Linked DNA regions of Homo sapiens: region 2 is linked to region 1. A link is an interaction called in ENCODE POLR2A ChIA-PET data of the cell type or tissue named here. Cell type or tissue: Panc1. All regions are shown on one strand. Each heading gives the region's core, and the rest is flanking DNA. Links, peaks and the distances in the headings are about the cores only. Region 1 has its middle 8.9 kb from the start of ALOX5AP. Region 2 has its middle 26 kb from the start of LINC00545.

The links. Peaks named below come from ENCODE experiments on the same cell type or tissue, not always from the same donor. Only the 100,000 strongest peaks of a DNase experiment are listed, where the experiment ranks them.
Region 2: POLR2A ChIA-PET joins it to region 1 with 6 read pairs; 3 of 35 experiments call an interaction of 5 or more read pairs at or near these places.

Annotation. Positions count from the first base shown.
Region 1 is chr13:30,724,445-30,728,838 of GRCh38, forward strand. It overlaps a transcript of ALOX5AP not described here. Among named protein-coding and RNA genes, the nearest start is that of ALOX5AP, 8.9 kb to the right of the region's middle. In Panc1, for the core only: no CTCF peak of the experiment used is centred there; no DNase peak of the experiment used is centred there; H3K27ac peaks cover 253 bases.
Region 2 is chr13:30,854,426-30,858,819 of GRCh38, forward strand. No RefSeq gene overlaps it. Among named protein-coding and RNA genes, the nearest start is that of LINC00545, 26 kb to the right of the region's middle. In Panc1, for the core only: no CTCF peak of the experiment used is centred there; no DNase peak of the experiment used is centred there; H3K27ac peaks cover 789 bases.

The DNA.
Region 1 (4,394 bases), core at 312-4,311:
TCAGGCTGCTGGGCAACTTAGGCCTTAAGACACAACTCTGCCACTTAGGCCTTAAGACACAACTGACATGATGGTGCTTAAAGTGGCTGTGATGGAAAAGGAGGCTGTTTGGAGCCTTTGGAGTGCCTTTATAGGTGAACCCCAGCATAGCACCTAATGATTTGGAGCAAAGCTGTGTCATTCCCCAAAGATAACTATTCGCCTTTTGAGAAACATCTTCTAGCTACTATCAATAATAAACACAGAATGCATCACCATGGGCCACCGTGTTGTCTTTTGACCTGAGTTTCCATTGTGAACAAGAGTCATTTGATCCAAGGCAGAAAGTTGGGTGCACACAGCAGTGTTCCATCATCAAATGGAATATGAGATTGGGCCCAAGTAGGTCCTGCAGACACAAATAAGTTGCAAGAGCAAGTAGTACAGGCGCTTGGCCTGGCCAGTACTGTTGCCAAGTTGACTGCTTCCCCTCAGTCTGCATCTGTGGCTTCATGGGGAGTTTCCTATGACCACTTGATGGAGGAAAAAACAAATTGGAGCATAGTTTATAGTGCTGGTACTACCCAAAGTGGCTAGCTGAGGCACTACATCTCCACTCTGGGGTGCCCGTGAAGGACAGTGCCAAAGGAAAACCCCCTCAGTGAGCAGAACTTGGAGCAATACAAGTGGGTGTTCATTTTACCTAGAAGAGAAGATGTCCGTGAGTTACAGATCTACACAAAATCACAGAGAGTGGTTAATCGTTTAGTCTGATGGTCAGGGACTTCCAAGAGACATGATTAGAAAACTGGTGACAAGGAGTCCTGGGGAAGAGGCATATGGATACCTCTGAACACACACAAAACATGAGAATATGTATCCCATATGAATGTTAACCAAAGAGCAGCCACAACAGAAGAGGATTTTAAAATCAGCTGAATAAGATGATTCATTCTGACAGCATCAGCTAGTCTCTTTCCCCAGCCACTGTTGCCCAGTGGGCTTACATATATCATGGCCATGGGGGCAGGGCTATGTATGGACACAGCAACATGAATTTCCACTCATCAAGGCCAATTTGGCTCCAGCCATTGCTGAGTGCTCAGCCTGCCAAGATAGAAATCTACGCCAATATGGCACCATTCCCTGGGCTAGAAAACCAACTGGTGGAAGGTTGATTACATTGGACCATTTCCATCATGGAAGGGGCAGTGCTTTGTCTTCCCTGGAATAGACATTTACTCTGGATATGGATGTGCCTTCCCTGACTACTACAATGCTCTGCCAAACCTACCATCCATGGGCTTAATTTTATTTGTTATAAAATTTCAACCACCATTGCTTCTGACCAAGGAAGTAATCTTACAGCAAAGGAAGTACAGATATGAGCTTCTGATCATGGGCTTCACTGGCCTCACAGTGAAGCAGGTGGCCAGATTAGAACAGTGGAATGGATTTTAAAGGCTCAGTTACAGCACCAGCTGGGTAGCAACACCCTGCTGGCCTGGGGTTATGTCCTGCAGGATGCTTTAAGTCAGTGACCAATATATGATGCTATTTCTCCCATTGTCAGGATTCATGGGTCCAAGAATCATGGGGTCAAAATGGGAGTGGCTTTTCTCACTATCACCCTGGTGTTCGGGTAGTAATTTTTCCTTCCCATTCCTGTAACTTTGGGCTCTGCTATTGCAGAAATCTTAGCTCCTGTGGGGGGAATGCTTCCATCAGGGAATACAATGGTGGTTCCACTAAACTGACAGCTGAGTTTGCCATCTCCTCGTGCCAGTGAATACACAAGCAAGGAAGGGGGTTCCTTTCTCACCTAGGGTGACTGATCCTAATTACCAAGGAGAAATTGGACTGCCACTTCACAATGAGGGTGAGGAGTATGTACTCTATGTGTCTGTGATTAATGTCAATAGAAAGTGACACCAACCTAGTACACAGAGGACTGATCATGGTCCAGGCCCTTCAGGAATGAAGATTTGAGTCACCAGGCAAGGAACTTGGACTCACTGAGGAGGGCATATTCCAAGGAGAATATTTTATCTATGTCCATCTATGTCCATCTATATTCCATCTGTGTTCCCCTTGGAATTCCTATTCATGAACATGGGGAATTCCAAGGGGAATATAGAATGAGTAGTGGAAGGTAGTTATAAATGTAAGTCAAAAACCACACAACCAATTTGAGAAATGAGGAAGGTAATAGTGTTGAATATGTCTTCTTTATCTTGATATAAATGTATTTGTGCATATATTAACCAGTTTATTTATTTATTATTATTTTTTGAGATGAGCTCTCGCCATGTTGCCCAGGCTGGTCTTGAACTCCTGGGCTCAACTGATTCTACCATTTAGTCCTCCGAGTAGCTGGGACTACAGGCATGCACCACCATACCCAGCTGACCAGTTTTTTCCTATTCCTCTACTTAATTTCTCTACTATACAACATAATATGTGTTAATGGTAGTTAACTTTATATCTCAGTATTAAGTCACAAGATATCAAAAAGGGAATGCGACTTAGTTACAAGCAGAATGAATATCACTCAAAGATGAATAAAGAGAAGAGGGTTAGTGCATTTTCTGTTGGATGAGAGAAAGTTTCATTGTTAGGCAGAAGCATGATTTTGCCTTTTTTTTTTTTTTCCAAGGTCTCACTCTGTGGCCCAGGCTGCAGTGCAGTGGTGCGATCTTGGCTCACTACAACCTCTGCCTCCCGGGTTCAAGTGATTCTCCAGCCTCAGCCTCCAGAGTAGCTGGGATTATAGGTGCGCCAGGTTAATTTTTGTATTTTTAGTAGAGAAGGTGTTTCTCCATGTTGGCCAGGCTGGTCTTGAACTCCTGGCCTCAAGTGACCCACCTGCTTTGACCTCCCAAAGTGCTAGGATTACAGGTGTGAGCCACTGTGCACAGTCACCACGGTCTTTTTGGGAGGCAACTTTAGCATGGTTAAGAGGTGCGAATGGATGTTAAGCTAACACCAGGTAAGCCCTGGTAGATGTGTATTGTGTCAGTGGGCCTACGCTGGAGCCATGTTTCCCCAAATTCACTTTTCCTATGTACCTCTGGATTAGTGTGGGCCACTGGAGACATTTCACATGAGATGAGGAAGGTGGGAGTGAAGGAGCAGCATCTTTTTACACTAAGCAGGTCGGGGAGGGCATGTGGCTCTGTCTCACATTGTTGGGAATCTGTCCATCATCTGGTTGGCTTAGGTCAGTGGGTGAGTTCACAGCTGTTCCAGCTTCTGCTGGAAACTCCTTCGGTTTCTCTGACTGCTCCGTGATGAGGGCATCAGATTCTCCTGCAGAAAGCCCCAGTGTTGAAGTTGGGGCTTCATGTTGGTGAGTGATAGTTACGGGTTCTAGCCCAACCTGTGGTTTCTTGCAAATTTCAGTGTCAGCTCAGTCTTGCGGGTTTTGGGTTGTCCTTGCTTCCCACACTTCATGCCTTTCTTTCCCTCCTGACAGTCTGCCCTTTAGATTTTAGGATTCAGCACCAGCCACAGAAACAGCAACCTCACTGTTAAGGGTTGAATTGTATCTCCCCAAAAGGTAGGTTGAGGCCCTACCTGCCAGGACTTCAGAATGTAACCTCATCTGGGAATAGCATCATTGCAAATATAATTAATTAAGATGAGGGCATACTGGCTCAGGATGGGCTCCTAATTCAATACAACTAATGTCCTTCTATGACAGCCACAGGAAGACAGAAACGCCAAGGGAGAACACCATATGCTGATGGAGGCAGTGGCAGCTGCCAGCCAAGGATTATAACCAGAAGTCAGGAAAAAGCAAGAAGGAATCCTCCCTTAGTGATTTTACAGGGAGCATAGCCCTGCTGACACCTTGATTTTGGACTTTTATTCCCCAAAACTGTAAAACAATACACTTCTGTTGTTTTAAGCCACTCAGTTTGTGCTACTTTGTTATGGCAACTCCAGAAAACAAAAATACACTCAGACTGTTTAATCAACCTCCATAATTGCATAAGGTCTAATCCCTATAATAAATCCCTTAAAAATGTCTGTGTATATATATTTAAAAATATAAAATATCTTCTAGTGGTTCTGCATCTCTGGTCAATCCCTGACTGATACAGAATATGTATTTTCATTTCTAATGATGAAATACCTGAATGAAATTTCTAGGACATATGGTAAGTGTATGTTTAGCTTTTAAGAAACTGCCAACTTGGGGGAATTGCTTGAGGCCAGGAGTTCAAACAGCCTGGGTAACAGTGATACCCTGTCTGTACAAAATAAAAAATATTAGCAGCGTGTGGTGGTGTGTGTCTGTAGTCCCAGCTACTCAGGAGGCTGAGGTGGGAGATTCACCTGAGCCCAGATCTTTGAAGTTATAGTGAGCTATGATCACGCCACTGCACTCTAGCCTGGGTGACAGAGTGAGA
Region 2 (4,394 bases), core at 309-4,308, 130 kb after region 1:
CTCCCGAGGAGCTAGGATTACAGGCGCCACCTCATCTGGCCCTCAAATAGTTTTGAATACCTTAAAAATAAAAATCGCTTCAATGTATTGAGCACTCGCTATGACAAGGACTGAGCTGAGTGTTTTGCTTATCTAAATGCCTCTCCCAAAAGGGAGATGCGTCGACCATCCTTCTGCAATGGTCAGTTTGACGTGTCCACTTGGCTAGAGTATTACCACCCAGTTATGGAGTCAAATATTATCTAGGTGTTGCTGTGGAAATGTGGTTTGTAGATGTGGTTAACATCTACCATCAGTTGATTTTAAGTAAGGGGGATTAAAAGGGTGGGCCTCAGCCATCAAGTGAAAGGCCTTATGAGCAAAACCCAACGTTTCTCATAGGAGAAGAAATTCTCCCTCAAGGCTGCAGTATCAACTCCTGCCTGAGTGTCCAGCCTGCAGGCCTGCCCTATAGACTGCAGTCTTGCTAGGCCCCATAATCTTTTTTCCTTTCTTTTTTTTTTTTTAGACAGAGTTTTGCTCTCGTTGCCCAGGCTCACTGCAACCTCCGCCTCCCAGGTTCAAGCAATATTCCTGCCTCAGTCTCCCAAGTAGCTGGGATTACAGGCATGCGCCACCACGCCCGGCTAATTTTGTATTTTTGGCAGAGATGTGGTTTCACCATGGTGGTCAGGCTGGTCTCGAACTTCTGACCTCAGGTGATCCGCCGGCCTTGGCCTCCCAAAGTGCTGGGATCACAGACGTGAACCACCGCACCTGGCCTTAGGCCCCATAATCTTGTGAGCCAATTCCTTAAAACCAATTTCTTATATATAAAAGACACACACACACACACACACACACACACACACACACACTCCTCCTATTGGCTCTGTTTTTTTTGGAGAACCCTGACTGATATATCTTCTAACAATCCTATAATTATTTTCATTTTGCAATTGAGGAATTTGAGCCTCAGAGATGTTAGGAGACTTGTTCACAATCACACAGCTAGTAAAAGGTAGGGCTATGCCAGTTTCTAAGATCTGTACTTTTTAATGTCACAATACATGGACTCATGAGGATAGCTGAAATCCAAGAAGCCCAGCCAGGGCGTTGTGGAGAAATGAGTGCTCAAATACATGTCACCTCTGCCGTCATCTGCAGAAAAGTTCCCAGGAGTCTGGGTTGATGTACAAGTAAAATTCTTGAAGTACAGTTCTCAGAGAACCAGCTTCTTCACAACCTTGACATCACTAACAACCCATTGCTGGCCTGCTGCTGTGCTGGCACCCTCGGCTTTTCTCACCCAAGCTAATCGTGTGTGCATTCTGGCTGCCTGGGCTGCCTGCCTCTCTGTGAGTACCTGGGCCACGGTGCTGCATGGCTGCTGGGTGCTTCAGTGTAAGAGTTGCCTGGTCTGCCTCCTGCATTTCAGTCTAGAAGACAGACCATGTGTAATCTTGCTCACCAGCAGATTCCAAGCATGCAGCTCAGAGCTAGCCACATAGTCTACTTCATCAAACTGTGCAGAAGGAAGGCATGAATGGCTGCTGTGACATTTCCACTTTGCAGGTTGATTTGAACTTTGTCTCCATCCTACATTTTTTCAAAGGTTCTTAAAAGAGGCCAATAGCCCCATGACCTGAAGTCATTACAAATCTAGAGCTTGGATCTCAGCTGCAGGATTAGCTGCCAATGAATGAATGGACAGCCTGCTGCCTGTTATCAGCGAAGTGCCCAGTGCCTTCTTGTGCTGGCCAGGAAGACACAGCTTGAGAACATCACCGTCACTCCTGGGTGGTCTCCTCACAGGAAGTCCACGCTCACACCATGCCCCTTGGAGCATGCTGTCAGAATCAATAAGCTAGAGATGAATTTGCAAAGACCTGTCATTTCACGTGTAACAGGAGCAAACCTTTAGGAAATGAGCATTCCTTTAGATTCAGTAGACATCCGCAGGACAGGCAGAAACTGGCATTTAGGATAAATTGAGCTGGGCTAGAAAGGGCTGGGGAGAGCCAGATGTTTATCACGTGAATGTCAGGCTGTCACCCTGAAACAGCTGGGGAATTCTCACTGAGCTGAGTGATCTGGTGTAACATGTAAAATCATGATAGAAATAAAAAGAATCCTGGCTTGGGATTGGATGATCTAGACAAGTCCTGAAACCTTCCAGGCCTTCATTTCATTATCAGGGTAATCGGTCATCAGTGACATCCCTGGATTTTTGAGATAGGATTGCCTCGAACCTCTGCTTCTACAGCTTCAAGGTCTAAAGTCCTTGCTGCATTTGTGCAAAGCCCTGGAAGCTTCACTCTCGGCTCCCTCCTTCTCTCCCTTCTTGTGGGTGCTGCCTCCCTTTCACTGGGCACCAAACTAGACCCAAAACTCAGCACCTTTGCTTGTTTCCTCTCATGGAATCCATCCACTCTTGTAAAAATCTGCAAACCACAAGGTGAGTATCCCAGCTAGGCAAAGGGCTTCATCGTGTCTGGGTGGTGAGTATATGGGGCCCACAGCTGGCCTCCAGGCACTGCTGCGGTGTCTTTGAGTCCCACAGCCTCACACTGATGCCACCCCCACCTCCGCCAATCTCCAGCACCACACCTGAGACCCTTGAACTCCTGATGTGCCTGAAACCAGAGAAGTTCCTCACCACCCTCTTGTCTTACACCCTGCATGGGGCACCAGGATCCCTTCTTTGTGTGCTCACATCTCTGAGAGGGTTTGGCTAAACAATCAGTCCACTGAGATGCTGGCCTGGGGACAAACCTGCTGTCCACTGCCAGGCCATGTGGAGGAGCTCGCCTGCCTCTGACCACAGAGCCATGCAGGACCCATCTGGCTTCCTCTTCTCCTGCAGGGTTTTTTCTCTCGAGGTTCCTCAGTGGCTTGGTGAATGCAGCTATGGTTATGGTCCTGTTCTCCAGACAAGTGGATGAATCGGGAGTGGATGTAGCTAAAGGTTGAGCAGCGATCTCCACTGTGAAGGAACAAGTGAGTTCTGTATGCTTGAACATCAGGAAGCCTGATTCATGTGCGTTCCAGAACACACCAGCCAGTGATCTTAGGCAAGTCACTCACTTTGCTGAGCCTCAGTTTCCACTTAAAATGGCCATAAGGGCATGTTTTCTATTTATTTCACAGTTTGTATGAAGCGCAAATGAGCACACATGTGTGAAAGAACATAATTTATTTTGCACACAGTCTTCATATAGGGTGTTACAAAAACACAAAACATACAAAAGGAGCCTATCTCTAAATTTTCAGATTGGAGATTCTCCCCCGATGTCTGCCTGGAACAAAGGTATGTTGGGGATGAGCTCTAATTTTGCCCCTTTTATTGAGGGAGAGTCAGAATAAAATTCCAAACTTGCCCACATAGGCAGGAAGCTGAAAGCATTCCTTAACGCTGTCAGTGCTCGGTCAGATTCTCATCAAAAAAGCGTTTAAGCAGCATGACTGAGTTTTAGGTGGTTTTCTAAGGTTGAGATGACATGCACCTGATGTTGAGTTTCTGCAGCTTTTTGTCATGATGGCAATGTCCTTCCTTGCTGAGCCGAGGCTGTGTGTCTGGGGAGCAGTGTCGTGCAGGTAGCCTCACAGTTTACCACTTCAACCAACCCATGTAATGTAGTCAGACAAGCAACAGGAGGGTTGCCTGAGCTTCCCCCTGAGTTGGGGTATCACCCTGGCGTCCATGGGCCCGTTGTTGTTCCTGACTTCCCCATGCATGCTGATTCCTTCTCAGATTTCTCAGCTAGGTCTGTCTCCTGAGCCCTTGCATTTCCCTCGGCACTGTCTGTGAGCACAGTGGTTCTACTTAGTCTATGTTTCTTTATCTTTGGTGTGTTCTGTTCCCTCAATTCTTAGGACAGGAAATCAAGATTTGGTTTAGCAGTGTTAAGTATGAGATGTTCTTTAGGCATCCAAGCTAAGTAGGCAGTTAAATATAGTATTACTGATTTACTGCTGTGTAACAAATTATTCCTAAACTCAGTGGCTTAAAACAACAAATAATATCTTACAGTTTCTGTAGGGGAAGCCATCTGAGTGTGGCTTAGCTGGGTCTTACCTTTAGGTCCATTCCCCAGACTGAGCCAGCACTGATGGCTCAGCTTATCTGCTTAGGAGTTAGCTGCAACCTGTTTGGTTCAGGGTATCTCACAGACTGAACTTGAGGAGCTGTGATCTTATCTGAAGGTTCTTCTGGGGCGGATCTGTTTCTGAGCTCATGCATGTGGCTATTGGCAGGATTGGGTTCCTCCTAGGCTGTTGGACTGAGGGCCTCAGGCCCTCGCTAGCTGTTGGCTGGAGGCTGTCCCCAGTTCCTTGGCATGCGAGACTCTCCCCAGAGTGGCTCACAGCGCAGTAGCCGACCTTCATGAGAGTGAGCAAGTGGGAGAGCAAGA